2 separate regions of the Mus musculus genome follow, and region 2 is linked to region 1. The links are chromatin loops, found by intact Hi-C in ENCODE. Cell type or tissue: heart. All regions are shown on one strand.

Region 1 (8,000 bases):
GAAAATCATTATGAAACATTTACAAATATGATAGTTAAACCTAATTTGGTCAATAATTATTTTAAGTATAAATTATCGAAATAGACTGTTAAAAGACAGAGTAGCTGTACAATATTGATCATGCCCTTAATCCTAGCATTTTGGAGGCAAGGACAGGTAGACCTCTGTGAATTTGGGATTTAGCCTGGTCTAATAGTATGTTCTAGGGCACCCAGGACTACAGAATAATACCCTGCCATATATATATATTAGTTTTTCAAAGATGCAATTATTTTCTATCTATCCATTTAAATAAATATATAAATACACACAAACTAAAAGTTGAGGAATTGAGGAATGTGTGGGCTCGCAAGAAGGCTCAGATGGTAAATACCTCCATCCACCGATACACACACTCACACACATGCAAACATGCATTCACTCATGCATGCACACCATACACACATACATGCCAACCAGAAAAACAGCAGAAACACAGTGAGACACTATCAGACTCACTTTTCGAGAAAAAACATACAAGGATACAGATTCTCCCATGATCACATCTGATGTCATTTGTTGTCCTTGTTTTTCTTCGCTTATGTGGTCTAGAGGAACATATCAACTTAGACCCATTCCTTATCAAATCCCTGCCCCAGAAGCAAACATTGAGATTGTCTCAATGCTTAAAGAACCATATCTCAGGTAGACATACAAACTTTCTACCTCAAATAAGCCACAAGAAGCTTTGTTCTAACTAGCCTACTCACTGCCTTCCCCCTTGGAGAAGTGGCCCCCACCTTTCAATGATACATTTTGTATCACAATTTTATGAATGGATAAGATGGCTAGGATACAGGCAGGTTGTTTAGATTGTAGATCCATGTGTCATGACCCTGAAACTAAGATGTATTTTGAGCATTCTTTTTGTACCTCTACTCCTACCCTTCCCAGGCTTGGGTACAGATCCTTGCATTCCCATTGAACCTTGTCACACATGGACTATGAGGTGATCTGATAATGTAAGGATGGTGCTCAGAATGTGAAGTGGATCACAGAAGCCCACAAGGGCTGTGCCTGGTCCTGCACCACGGCTCAAACACTAGAAACAGCCTGTTCCATGTGGAGACATCTGTCACTCTGAGGGAAAGTTCTACAGAACTGCATCTTCATTCACTAGTGTCTTAGTCAGGGTTTCCATGACTGTGAAGAGACACCAGGACCATGGCAATGCTTTTAGAGGAAAACATTTCATTGAGGCTCATTTACACTTTTCAGAGGTTTAGTCCATTATCATCATGGTGGAAAGCATGGCGGCATGCAGGTAGACATGGTGCTGGAGAAGAAGCTGAGCATTTTCCATCTTGCTCCTCAGACAGGAAAAGGAGACTGCCACACTAGGCCTAGCTTGAGCATAGGAGACCACAAAGCCCATCTCCACAGTGACATACTTCCTCCAACAAGGTCACACCTACTCTAATAAGGACCCAAGAGTGCCACTCCCCATGGCCAAGCATTCACACACACTAGTCGATGTGCGCCATTCCTGTTCATACCACTGCTACTAGAAACACTGTCTTCAGACAGGAAAAAGAAGGGAAGACAGGGTTCAGCAGCAGGTGAGCTCCCTTCTCTTACACTCTTTTGATCAAATCCATAATTATTTCACTTTATAAAAATGAACATATTCCCAGCTCCCACATGGCAGCCCTCAACCATCTGTTAAGTCAGACATCTCTTCTCACCTCCAAGGCTTGTGCACTACACAGTGTGCATACACATACAAGTAAATACTTTTTAAAATAATTGTTAAAATTAGGCAAAACATTTTGCCTACATGTAAGCTGAAATGGATGCAGGACATAGACATGTTTAATGAAAACACTGGAACTGGACATCTCTATGCACAAGCAAGGAAGGCCAGACTCAGAAGAACAAATGTTGCATGATTTCTCTCGGAAGTGAAAACTCGGTTTTATTTGTGTGCTTTGTGTCAGAGTACAGTGTGTGTGTGTGTGTGTGTGTGTGTGTGTGTGTGTGTGTTTATGAAAGACAGATAGCACTGGATTCTCTGGAAGTGCCATTATATTAGCTTTTAAGCTCTCCCATGTAGATTCTGGGCTGGTCGTCTGAAGGCTCAGCAAGTGTTTCTAGGTATTGAAAATAGAGGGAAATGTTTACAAAGAGTAACAGAAGTTTGTCAAGAGAAAAGCAGAACAAATAAGAGAAATGGGGGTGATGTGACTTTGTTCAAATATATTATATCTGAATGAAACTGCTATGGAGATACTTTGAACAACAAATAAACTTTAAGGTATATGTTATAAGAAAGAATACAGTGGATATTACCTTTTTGAGGAAAAGTTCTATATGGTTTTATGTGTATGATATAAAATATAAACTGGCCAAATTGGGGCTAAGTGTGTATGCTAATGGGAAAACTTTAATATCATCAAATCCCAGGAAAATGCAAATTAAAACCACAATAAGATGCCACTTGTATGAGTGATCCTATCAGAACAGTAACAGAAAAGTTGACATTGTTGTTGAGAATGTGTGTAGATGAGAAACATAAAATGGATGGATGGATGGATGGATGGATAGATGGATGGATGGATGTCTGTTATGGAAGATGTGAAGGTTCCTCAAAAAGATTAAAATGCAACTACTGTAACAACCAACACTTCCAATTCTGAACATATAATTAAAAGGGTCCAGGTCAGTGTGCTATTGATTTCTGCATGTAATAGTTATTGTAGGACTATTCATAGGAGTCAAGGTATGGAAATTATTCATCCATAGGTGTAGGGGGAAAATGTGACTATCCACAATAAAATGCATACCAAAAATAGGAAACTCTGTCACTTTGGACAACACAGATTAACCTGAAGGAGCTCATACTAAGTGGAATAGCCAGATAAAGAAACCTGCTTAATGATGTCACCGAATGAAATGGATAAAGTCGAAGTTACAGAATAAAGTGGTAATTAGAACCCGCCAGTCAGCCTTGTTTTACCAACGATTGGTTAGGTGTACTGTCACTCAAAGGATTCTATCCAATCATAACTAAGGGTCTGGATCTGCCCAATCAGGCTCATGCTCCGCAGTGGGGTGTGTTATCCCGATTTGTCTTGGGCTCCGCCATCCTTGTTGCTTCCGGTTTCCGCCGAGGTCCGCCCCTGGCTATTTGGTTCTACGCTGTATTTCGGTGAAAGGCACCGGGAGGCTGACATCTGGCACCGAGGTGAGTGCAGCTTCTGGGGAATCGGCAGGAGCAGGCTGCGGTCGGCCCTTATCCCCTCGGCTGTTATGCGTGCAGACAGTGCGAGGCTGGGAACCTGCGCGGGTCTGAGCTTACCGCCTGTCTCTCTCCATGAAGCTGTGCTCAGCCTGGTCCTGCCCCAGGGCCCCCTAATTGGGCCCTGATTCCTGCATCCATCTCCTGTGGCTCCTGAACTTACCTCTCCCTCCACCGGGTGATCAAGTGTGTGTCCCCACGCTGCAGTTCATAAGGACTTTGCACACTGTCACTGTCATCTTTTATTGTGAGGGCTTCATCAGAGAGGAAGGCAGGCATTTGAGAAGTCAGTCCTTTGACCAATTGACGAGGGTTGGAGAAGCTGGGGGGCGGGGTGGGGGGGGCTGAGAAGGAAGCGATAGCTGGAACCCTACCTAGGTGAGGGGCTTCTGACTTTTGGGGTGCTAATCAGCTGGACCACAGTTAACACAGACATAGCCATTACTGCGTACTTGCTTCATCATCAAGAGCATCTCTACTCCTCCGTGGCAGTGGGGACCTGTTGTGTCTGGAGGGAAAAGCTATGACACAGCAATAGCTCATGGAGGAACACATCTGTCTTCCTGTGGTTTCAGCTCCTTTGGAGCCTATGGTAGTTTTACTTCGAGTGTTCAGAAGAGCCTTACTACTCTTTTTTTTAAAACGGCGTAGAGGCAAACTGTAGAAAAAGTGGTCGACTCAGCCAGTTCCCCTGAGAAAACTCGTTTTAAAAACTGTACAGGTCACATCTATTGTAGCTGCACTGATGAGAGCAAGGGAATTTGTGGGAGGGAGCTACACCAAGGCCTGACAGCTGGGAGACCAGCCATGGCGAAGCATCACTCCTGAAGTCCTGCAGTAAATACACACTCAGTGTTCAGTTTTTCTGATGTAGTCTTGGGAGAAAACCATCCTGATTGGATGAGACATTTTTCCTACAAAATTTAAATATGTCAAACTAGTTTTCTGAGTGTTACTCAGTATGCTAATGGTGTAGTAAGTACCATGTGTGTTTGTACTAAACTGTACCTCACTGACAGGAAGCTAAGCAGTGTGGCTTAAGTATTTTTCTATAGTTTAATTTCCGTGACTCAGTAATGTTCATTAAACACCCATCCTTAAAACATTGCATGATTTATTTCAGAATAACTAAGTTGTTCTGAAATGACAAGCAGCAAATATTTCCATCACCCTGTGCATAACTGATGATTCTCCACCGTTTAATAAAATGAATGGTACTCCTTCAGCAATATTGTGGCAGTTTTTGTTGTCTTGTAGCTTTTCACCCTTGGTGACTGTCTTTGCACACTGGAATTATCTAGTGAGTTGTTCTCTGTTGGCCTTCTCTTCCAGCTGTGGTTTGATGGTCCTCTCAGATCTGAAAGAGTTAAGACAATGGATACATCTGAGGTACGTTGTATAGTTATGTCTTGTTTTACATTGTGTCTTAGGACTTTTGACAATTGGAAGGGAAGAATAAAGTTAATGTAAGATAGAGACCTGCAGATGATAGCACTGGATATGTTGACAGAGCCACATTTTGGAGAACGATAGAGTCACATGCAGATGGGTCTCTGTTTCCCCTGACATGGTGACACAGATCTGTCTTAGGGTTTAGGTTGACTCAAAGAGAAGGTGCCAACTTGACATGTTCTGTGACGTCTAAGTAGGCTCCATGGACGTGCGTGATGTGGCTGGAGCTTCATTCCCAGCCTGGAGACAAACACAGCATTCCACAGTGTCAGTTCACGAGTGCTGGGACTCAGAGCTGTTTAAAGGACTTTCCTTTGCTGGTTAAAGTTGTATAGTTCCAGACAGCTTCTGGGAGACGCCGCCTATGTCAGATGAGGCCCAGAATATATGGAGACATTGTCCTGCAGGGCCTCCATTTCTTCCCCTGCATTTTTCTCTGCTTGTGTGTATATGCAGATCGTGACAGTGTCCATGCATGTTTTAGTAATAACTTGTCTTTACCGTTTACATTTTTTTTCCTACTCACTGGACTCTTGGTTCAGATTCTCAACACCTCATCACAGTTGAATGAGAACACTTCTCTGCCAGCTGCCTTACTTAACGTCTTCCGCCATGCTGCAAAGTTCCGCCCGTCGTCTTCTCTCCCCCCCACCCCCCCAAGGTCTGCGTTTTGGTTTCTGCCCGGGAGTGACTGCTGCTTTCTTCACCTCTGTTCTGACTTCTTTTTCTCCTTATCATAGCTTAGCTTATGCCTTTGTTCCACTCAGTTCCCCCACTCATTCCATCTGAGAGGGCTTCTGGGGTCCAGCACTTTGGTTGGAGTTTGGTAACTATGTCTCTGTAGTGTTGACCCCTCGATCAGCTTTCAGATCATATGTTGATCTGCAAAGTCAAGCCCCCCCTTGTCAAAACAGAAATCACATCCTCCAGTGGTTCCTTGGATATGGTCTTAGTACCAGCCTACCTGTGTCCTTGATGACTGCACTGAAAGGGGGATTGTTTTTTCTGGACCCTTCTCTTTTACTCCCTTCCCAGCTTTCCCTCCTCTGCTCCCTGAGGTCTAACGTTATTTGCTGCAATCCAGCTGGCTTTGTTTGTTGTTCATTCTTGAGCCAGTGGCAGCCTGTGATGAGTGAATGGGGAGGGAGCATGGTTGCCTAGAGACAAATGGGTACTTTCTTACTCACATTGGAACTTCCCATCTCTACCAGACTGGAAGGGAAGGTCTGTTTCCTCACTGGTGATGCCCAGTGCTGATGAGCCATACTGCCAACAGGCAGGCATGGTGAAGGACTTGAGATGAGAAAACAGAAGGCAGTGGGTCACCATTTAATTATAGAGTCATGAGAACGCTCCACAGAGCATAAGGGAAACAGAAGCACAGATCTGAACAGTGTACATAGCTTGTTCATGAATTCCACTTCACTGCTTCCATGGAGTTTGTAGGTCATGCAAAATCTATTCCTTGCTCAAAAGTGTCTGGACATAATTTTTTTAAACACAGGAAACATGAACAAGTAAATTTCAGCCCCTCCATGGTTGGGACAAGATTCTCTACAGGCTCAACAAGTTCCCTGCCGTTTCCCATAGACAGAAGCCAGAGTCTAGGAATCAGCAGGCAGAGGCGAGAAGAGTACCGTGCACTCTTGCCTGCACTGGCCCAACCTACACAGTAGTTCAGGCTCATAGTCAGTAGCTTAGAAGGAACACTGGACTCAAAACTTGAGACCAAACACACTTGGGAACAGGAGGGTTGACACGCTGTCTGGATGGTAGAAAGAGATAAAGGTAATTGTGTCTCCTATTAAATGTCATCAGAGGACTCTATACGTAAAGTACTTAGCAGTGTGGCCTTTTTAAAGACATGGCCTCACTATGGAACCCTAGTTGGCCTGGACCTTGCACTGTAAACCATGCTGGTCTTGAACTCACAAACCACTTACCTCTGCTTCCCAGATGCTGGGCATACATGTGTGCACCACCACACCCAGCTGCTGGGACCATTGTTCATTTCCCTTCCCCATGACCTCACGCTCCACGGGCCTAGCTGACTTGTATTGAGAAGGAGCCACAACCTTGAGTCTGCTCAGCTGGAGGGACTGATTTTATCGTGAGCACTTTGCTCCTTATGACTCCGAGGCAGTAGGTGGGAAGGAGCTACAGTGCTGGTTTGGCTGAGAGTCATCTTGATTACCAAGAGGAGCTTAGATTAGTCTTCAGTGGAGGTAAGGGAGGCTGTTAATGACTTTTGTCTTGCTGTGACCAAATACCAGAAAGAAACCACTTAGGAGAGGAAAAATTTATTTTGGTTCATTGTTTCAGAGGTATCAGTCCTTCATGGCTGTCATGGCAATGATGGCAGATGGGAGTGGCTCCGTCAGTGGAGGTGAGAGTGTGAAGAGGAGTCGCTGTTCACACCGTGGCAGACCTGGAACCTGAGAGAGAAGTGGGAACCAGGGCAGGTATAACCTTCCAAGACACCCCCTTTCTAGTCTACTTCTACCAGCCAGACTCAGCCTCCCAAACCTTCCACAGCCTTCAAAGTTGCGCCACACACTTTATATGACCTGCTGACAAGAGTGAGCCTGCAGGGAACATTCCATATTCAAACCCTGAAAGGAAGAGCATGTCTAAGAGTACAAGAGGTCCCTGAGGGCATCTCTCGTAGAACTACGCCCTGTTGTAGCCAAGCCAACCCTGTCAGGCAGGACTACAAATATTCCAGATACTTCAAGTTATGACTATATCTTTACTCTCCTAGCAAAGAAGCAAGGTCTGCTGAGACATTTGCTGAAAGCTGGGGAAAAATGAATTAGTAATAGAACTAATGCATGCATGCATACATACGTACATACATACATATATTACATACATATTGCACTCACATATACCCATATACAACCAGTTATAGAAATGAAGACTAGCTATGTAGATTATTTCTATTCTAGAACAGGTTTGCTTATGGCTGGGGATGTGGCTATGGTAAATCACTTTCCAGGAACAATTCTGTGTATGTTCATATGTATCAGGCAAATATTTTGGATGCTAATTTTTTAAGTTCTTAGGTATATAATTAGGAAGTAAACATTTTTTAAAAGATTGATTTATTATATTTATACAAGTATACTGTAGCTGTTTTTCAAACACACCAGAAGAGGGTGTCAGGTCTCCATTACAGATGGTTTGTGAGCCACCATGTGAGTGCTGGGAATTGAACTCAGGACCTCTGGAAGAGCAGTCGGAGCTTTTAACAGCTGAGCCATCTCTCTAA
Region 2 (8,000 bases), 130 kb after region 1:
GGTCTACTGTTTATCAAGATGGAGATGCCCAAGAGAGCTCACAGGCCCTATTTAAGCACATTAGGGGGAATTCCAGGGAGGGGTGGGTAACCTTATCTTAATTCACTGGCTCTATATCTGGGGACATTCCAGAACCACCACTTGGGGCTGGGGGCTGTGTGGAGGGGGGGCGGGGGGGGGTGTTGACTGTTACTGGGGAAACCTGGAAACTGTTGCTGGGGAAGCCTGGAAACTGTTACTGACCATTGCCCTTGCCTCAGGCCAGGTGGGGGGCAGCAACTGAGGGTGGGGCACTTTCTGATTGGCTGCCCGAGGCTTAGAGGATTTTCCAGTAACTGACTTTTGCCCAGTTCTGAGAAACAGAGATCTAGGCCTGGTCTCCTGAACTGCCAGTTTGAAGCCTGTCATGGAGTCAGCCTGTCTCAGTCCTCTCACTGTGCCTCAGCATCTCAGCGTCCTCAAGGTGGATCTTGTCAGGGCTGCTTTTCTGGTGGTTTTTCAAAGGTAATCAACATTTCCACTTTAACATAAAGTGTGAAGTGCACACAAATCAGTGAAAGATGAGTCTTTGCTCTTTGAAGAAATGAAAGACATCTGTCTGTCTTTATACGTTGGTTTGGATTCTCTGACCAACTGTGATATAAACTTCCATCCAAGCTGTATGAAGGGATGGAATGGCAGGTCCCAAGTGTTCCCCAACAAGGGGATACCCTGTCTGTCTCTCGCTGAGCTACCATCGTTAGTCCTGTTAGCCTTTGCCACATTTTTTGTGTATTTCAGAAGGCTGAGCCTTTTTTTTAATCATCTCTAGAAAAACATTGTTTCTAGGAACACTTTACCTATAATCCTTTTGACCTTATTTATCGTAATTAAAACATCTGACAATTCTGATTTTTCTTAAAACCTTTTAAGACTTTTTTCTATTAAAGTAACCTCTGGTTTTGTGTCCATTAATCCTTTGAGCTCCTCTACCCAACTGTGATTTTAATTTTGGCCTCTTATCATTTATAGTAGTTTGTTATAATATCTGATTTTGGGTATCTTTAGAATCTCTTGTTTTATCCATAAGAGCAGCTCTATAGTAAATGGCTTACTTAAGTTTTGAACAGTTGCTTGTCCTATCAGGCTTAGATTTAAGCCTACCAGGCTAGAATGTTTTACCAGGCTAGAATGTTTTTCAGAATACTCTTTCCTTGGTGGACAGGAAATGAATGGCTCATGTTGGTTTTTGTAGAGCCCGGAGCAAAGCCTCTTTGTTTTCCAACTGACATTAAGGAATTGCCTTGAGTATCTTTGGATGGCCTACATTCATGAGCCTTACTTCCATCCCTTCTACACCTTCTACACTGCACAGGAGACTTCTTCCCTGGACTATCATAGAATAATTTATCCTTAGGAACTATTCACAGTCACAGCCACAGGCTTTGTATGCTGAGTTTGTCCCACCATAACTGAATTTGGGTATTAAACTCTATATCCGCAGGAGTTTTCATCCATTTATAAAGAGGTACAAATCTGGCCCTTTTATGTCCAGTAGCCTTTTTGCACTCAGCATTAGCATTTTTAAAAGCGAAACATTCAATTAAAATCTCTCTAGCAGTTGGATCTGATATTGCTCTATTTGGAGATAGAGTTAACCTTGGTAAAAAGCCAGTGAAAGATTCATCTGGGCCCTGGGTCACCTTTGTAAAAGACTGAACTCCACCCTGTTGTAAGGCTCTGTTGTAGGACGGCATCGTCAGGGTAATCTGGACTCTCAATCCAGAACAGTCCTTCACTTAGTAACTGATGGCCGACACCATCAGCACCTCCATCCTATTTCACTGCCCCACACGGAAGCCTCATCTTTCCACCTCAGCCATTGCAATTGAGGGCCAGGCTTTAAGATGGCTGGCATCAAATCTCTCCATTTGATTGGAATTATATGATTTTTTTGTGTGGCCCAGTTATTACATATGGTGAATGTAAGCCATAGCTCATTACTGCTTCCTTAAGCGTTCTAAAATCCTGTGCTTCTAGAAGTTGCCATTCAAATTCTTGATAACCCTGTGAATTTCTTTCATCTCCTCCCAATTCCTTTATCAAGTCTGGAAAATCATTTTAGGTTTTTTAACAGATGTAGACTGCCCTTTTCAGTCTTGTTCCAAGGTGGTACTGAATGTTTTAGCCTTCTTTCCCCTGTCTATCTCAGTATCTTTCTCAATTCTAATTATAATTTTTTTTCTAATTTTTCTCCTAAGACCCATCTCCATTTTTTATATTTTCTTCTTCTTGTAGCTCTACTATCTTAGTATTTTCATTTTTATTTATAAATCTTTCCAATTTCTCTTCTATGACCTGTCTTCATTTTTCAGATATCTTTCTCGTCGTATCTCTACTACTTTAGAGTTTTCCTAATTTTTATTTATATTTTTTTCTAATTTTTCTTCTAAGGCCTGTAACCTACATCTTCCAGTCTTCTCCTTATCTAAGTTTGCTTTCTTTTGATCTCTCTTTAAAAAGATATAGAAAATTTGTTATCGTTACTGAAAAAAATTATTTATATGCTGATAACTATAGCAAAAATTATACAGACTCTAGATGCCCTGTGCCACTGAGTTCTTTCCATTTTTATCATAGAAGATATTTTCCCTTTAATCTCTATCTCCTTAAAAACTTCGATTTACCAACTTAAACTATATTTGTCTACGATGTTTTATATTTAGTCTCTTTCCTCTTTTATTGTTTTCAAACTTAATACCTTACCGGTTCAGAAGTTTGGGGCTTTTTAGTCCCATAGCCGCTGCGGGAAAATGTTCCTTTTGTTCTTTAGTGCGTCTGCAGGCTCCACAGACCAGCAAGTGTCTACGGTGGCTAACTTCAACCCCTCAGCTCAGTTCAGGAGGCTGCCCCCATTGTTTCCATCTTTCTGCAGGCCCTTCCGACCTGCTGCTCGAGAATGGCTTTAGGTCTTTACCTGCAGCCACCGGCTGAAAGCCAGGCCTATGTGCCCCAGCTCTGGATCGCAAACTGCGCTTGGTTCGTGCAGCTCTGAGAAGCTGCTCGCCTGCGGGCCACGCCAGAGGCTCGTGGCCGGCCGCTGCCTGACTCAGCAGCCGCGGGAGTGCTAGACCCGGGCCGCTGCAGACGCAGGCTGGAGTGCGTTCCGGCTCGCTACCCAGTTGCTTATAGACGGCCGCTCAAGCGCTCAGCCCGCCGCTACGGGAAATCTTACGGGAGAGAAGCCGTGCCTGGCTTTCTAGTTTAGCACTCGCTGTCCACAACTTTTCTAAGTTGCTGGCCCCAGCAACGTCAGATACACTCGCGGCAGAAGTTGTGGCCGCAGACGGTCACCACCATAAGCTTTGACTGTTTCCTGATTCGTGCATAATCATCCCGTTATTCTAAGTTCTGCCACACGTGGCTGGTTACCTGGTTCTCAGTTTTTGCTGCTATCTCCATCAGCGTTCTGGGGCCAAACTTGCGTCGGTGTCGATCCCGGCATCCACCCCGGCCCCTCTCTTTTCCAGGCATCACACCTTCTAATTTCCTGCCTAAGCTCACTGGCCATTGTATTGACCGGAGAAAGGTTTACACAGTGCACAAGAGATTAGCTACAGAACCCATGGCCAAAGTTTGCAGCATCCGGATCTTGGGGTGCGGGGACACCACCTGCGGAGACTTGTCACCGCAAGAGAGGCGAAAATGCGATCTCTTGCACTATAATTCGATTCCGACCCCGAGCCCCGATACACAGCGGCCAACCCAAGAACAAACGGGTTCTAAAAAATAATAAAAACTAGCTTCCTGCTTCCGCTGTGGTTTCTCTTCCGGCGGAAGTCTGAGAGCTTAGTGCCGGATGTACCCACTACCCAGGAGGCTGAGAGTGCCGCTACCTGCTCCTGGCCCGTTCCCACTGCGCTCTCGCGGCGGAGTTGCCCGATCCCGGTGCACCACGAAAAGCTCGATCCAGGCGCAGACGCCAGCACCATGGCTGCCCCAGACTTGTCCACCAACCTCCAGGAGGAGGCCACCTGCGCCATCTGCCTGGATTACTTCACCGACCCGGTGATGACCGACTGCGGCCACAACTTCTGCCGCGAGTGCATCCGACGTTGCTGGGGCCAGCCCGAGGGCCCATACGCGTGCCCCGAGTGTCGCGAGCTGTCGGCGCAGAGGAACCTACGGCCCAACCGCCCGCTCGCCAAAATGGCAGAAATGGCACGACGCCTGCACCCGCCTTCTCCGGTCCCGCAGGGCGTCTGTGCGGCGCACCGCGAGCCGCTGACCACCTTCTGCGGCGACGACCTCAGCCTGCTGTGCCCCATCTGCGAGCGTTCGGAGCACTGGACTCACCGGGTGAGACCGCTGCAGGAGGCGGCGGACGACCTCAAGGTGCGTTCCATTGGGTGCAGCCGGCCAGTGCCCGGTGCGAAGGGATGTCCCGTTACTGCCCTGCCCTGAGTTGAGGAAGTGTGAGTTACAGTTAACTTGATCCTGTGACGGGGTCGGGATTGTAGCCTGTCTTATTCCAGGATGAGATGCACGTGCATTCTGGGGAAAACCGGGTGTTGGTAGTCAGTCCAGACTCAGCTTGGAGAGCTTGTGAAGGGGCCCGCTGTCAGATCAACAGTTTGGCCTGTGTCAGAGTTGATACTCTGCCAGTGTGTCCCCATCACTGCATGAACTTGGGTGACCAGAATAAACCAGGCACCAAGTCTCCTTTACTTTGGACTTTAGCACAAAGGTGAACTTATAAACTTATAAACTTAAAAAGCTTATAAACAGAGATCGTCCCAGTAATTTTTCATTTCGTTTCGTCCATACCCGGTTTACCGATGATTGGTTGGCAGGTTTACCCCCCTGCCACCAAACCCCTTAATGGTGCTGAAAGAGACCCACATCTCTCCACGAATGACATGATAAGCCCTGAAGGGACAACACTAAAGCTGCTCTATTGCCAAAAAAGAAAACCTTTGTCCTCTGTCCTGTTAAGTTCACTGTCTGAACAACAGACAAGACAGATCAGCTTAAGTAACACTAAGTTTCTCTTGCATAGGGGTTCACACAAGAAAAGAGAAAGAAAAGCTCAGAGAAGCAGTTACCCTTAGGCCTTTTATCCCAAAAGGTGTGGAGTTACCAGAAAGAGACCTTGTGAAATAGGAAATGATTGTGAAATAGGAGGCTGATGGCAGAGAGGGTGTCTCCCTCCTGCAGAATGGATGCTCTGTCTTGCGTACGCTTAGGTATCTGTGGCTGTTCAGCACAGGAGCAGGTTTGGGTGTGGGGGACACAGCCTGCTTTCTGGTAACGCCAGGAAATGGGCAGATAGCTCTTCCCTGTGACCAGTGGGCCTGCAGTGAGCCATCCCTCCACTCACTAGAGTTTGGGAGGGGTTCTTTAGGCCATGCTGGCCTACGTGGTCCTGGTGACAAGTTCACTCTTTGGCTCTGGGGCCATGAGTGAGTAGTATCCAGAAGAGAACCAAAGAGACGGAGGAGGGATTACATCGGCAGGAACCAGGAGCTGAGGGGAGAGCAAGCCCAGGCCTATCCCAGGGCCTCCTGGGCTCCACTCCACTCTCACCACACCCAGGGTAGGAAGTCTGGGTCATTACCTAACCAGTGGTAGGGTTGCATGTGGCCAGAGCTCGAGGCCTTTGCCAAAGTGTGTGCAGGCTGCTGTTGCTTCACAGCTGTTTACAATACTGCTCCTGACTTAAGCATTGAAAATAGGGGCTGGCAAGATGGCTCGGGCGGTTGAAAGAGTGCACTGCTTCTCCAGATTTTCGGAGTTTAGTTCCCAGCACTCGGGTTCTGAGCAGCTCAGGGCTGCCTGTAACTCCAGCTGTAAGGGGATCTGACCTGTCTGGCCTCTACAGGCCTGGCTACTTAAGTGCACTTCCACTTGCTGACACTAATAAAAATTTTTGTTTTTTTTTTTTAAGTGAGAAAATGGCTGGGAGTGGTTTCTTAGCATGCACAAGGTCCAGGGTTACAGGAGAAAACGCTGGAAAGACTCGGGCAGAGCTCAGAACAGAGCCTGGAGGTGTACGTGATGGGGTGGGGGTGGGGGGCAGAGTGAGGGGTATGCCTGATGTTTCCAGAGTAAGGCAGCCTCTGGGATAGGCCTGTGGCTTCTCTGGCAGCTGCAAAAAAGTGGGAAAGGAAACTGGACCAGGTCCGACCTAAGAAAATACAGCCAGACCATGAGGGACTCTGAGGGAAGCTGCTGTGGGAAGAAGCCATATCTAGTTTGAACTCCCATGGTGCATTCCCCACTCTGTCTTACCGACAACTATGGTCCAAGGCCCTGGATGCTGTCCAAGCTCAAGGCATGTCTAGTAAGGGCCATTTCCTGGCTCAAAGGTGGCTCCCTTCTGGGTGTGTTCTCGTATTTCCAGAAGAAGGGGCGGGAACTCTCTAATCCCATCCAGAGAGCCTTACTCTCATGTCCCAGTCACCTTCCAAAAAGTCTAGCCCACCACCTGGTGGAATTTTGGGAGACTGGCTCAAGCAAGCCTTAGCCCCTGACATGCTGTGAGCCCTTGTGACCACAGATGGGAAGAAGAGGAGGGGACAGTGTCTTGAAGGGAGAAAAGCTGGGTCCTCAGTGCCAGCTTGTTAGTGTGTCCTATTGACAGAGCCTGGACATGCCCACTGAGCACAGAACAAACTGTCACTGCAGAGGTGAGCAGGGCTGGCTCGGGGCCATGGGGCTGAGAACCCAAAATGAGAAACCTCAACTATGATAGTTTATGAATTTGGGAAAGGGGAGGGGCGCTAGAAAGGATACTGCCAAATCAGGAGAATCCCTGCCAACTGGGGGGCGTTTTATCTACCATTGTCTGGACAGATTTCATTTGGTCCAATGGGGAGGTTGGGATTAGGAGGTCAGGAGGGGAAAGGCAGACTTCTGGGTCTGGGCCCCACCTATAGGGCCTGATGCCTCTTGGGATTCTCATGGCACCACCCGCTCTCCATCCCACCAGGGGAGGCTGGAGAAGTCACTGGAGCACCTACGGAAACAAATGGAGGACGCAATGCTGTTCCAAGCCCAGGCTGAGGAAACCTGTGCCTTGTGGCAGGCAGGTGCTGGGTCTCGGGTGAAGGAGGGAGTGTGGAGTCAGTGGCTGGTGGCCAGACTAGCCTCACTGAGACACGCCAGCTGGAATATGTGTGTGTGTGTGTGTGTGTGTGTGTGTGTGTGTGTGTGTGTGTGTGTGTGTGTGTGTGATATAGGATACCTAAGTTGGATTCTGTCCTGCATACCTGTCCTATGTCCTAGTATGCTTGAGTTCAGATTTGGACTGATGTCAGGAACAGGCTAGGTACAAGGAGGTCTCCAGTAGTAGCATTTAGGAGTCAGGGAGGTATTTGACATTGGGGTAGATTTAATCTGTCTAGCTGTGGGGTGGCATCCTTGTCTAGCTGACACCTGGGGCTGGGCTTGGAGCCTGTGTGACAGATGCTGAGTGTGACTGGTCCCAGGTATAGCTCTTGGGTCTGGGTAGCCAAGGGTGGGTGGTAGGCTGGAGGTCTGAGGGCTCAAGGGGTGGTGGGTTTGGGTTGGGCAGCTCCAGGTGACAGGTTGGATGTGCTGTCAGATATTGGGGTCTAGGGAGCTGCGGGTGGTATTTTCTGTGTACAGCCTAGAGTGGTGGATTTGGGGGTGTGAGTGTTCTAAGTGCTCAGTGGTCTAGCATCAGGTTTCCCCCTCAGCTGTCCCTCCTGTGCCCTGCAGAAGATGGTGGAGAGCCAGCGGCAGAATGTGCTGGGCGAGTTTGAGAGGCTGCGCCGCCTGTTGGCAGAGGAGGAGCAACAGCTGCTGCAGAAGCTGGAGGAGGAAGAGCTGGAGGTTCTGCCGCGCCTGCGTGAAGGCGCTGCGAGGCTTGGCCAGCAAAGCACGCAGCTGGCAGCCCTCATCTCCGAGCTTGAGAGCCGCTGCCAGCTGCCAGCCCTGGGTTTACTGCAGGTGAGTGGACTGGATGGAATGTCCTGGAGGTCCCCAGGGGGAACATG

Evidence for each region. Peaks named below come from ENCODE experiments on the same cell type or tissue, not always from the same donor. Only the 100,000 strongest peaks of a DNase experiment are listed, where the experiment ranks them.
Region 2: a loop joins it to region 1, with 4 times the contacts of the local background. A loop is called at or near these places in 1 of 42 quality-filtered maps.

The regions. Positions count from the first base shown.
Region 1 is chr11:58,844,037-58,852,036 of GRCm38, forward strand. Gm12258 (predicted gene 12258) reads left to right here and starts at 3,126. Exons shown (of 5, transcript NM_001372581.1): 1 at 3,126-3,223; 2 at 4,610-4,666. The coding sequence starts at 4,652. In heart, no CTCF peak of the experiment used is centred here; a DNase peak (open chromatin) is centred at 3,085; H3K4me3 peaks cover 1,465 bases; H3K27ac peaks cover 755 bases.
Region 2 is chr11:58,974,271-58,982,270 of GRCm38, forward strand. Trim11 (tripartite motif-containing 11) reads left to right here and starts at 3,823. Exons shown (of 6, transcript NM_053168.2): 1 at 3,823-4,374; 2 at 6,971-7,066; 3 at 7,723-7,953. The coding sequence starts at 3,970. In heart, CTCF peaks have their summits at 4,022 and 7,799; DNase peaks (open chromatin) are centred at 3,951, 4,411, 5,581, 7,861 and 2 weaker places; H3K4me3 peaks cover 4,959 bases; H3K27ac peaks cover 4,595 bases.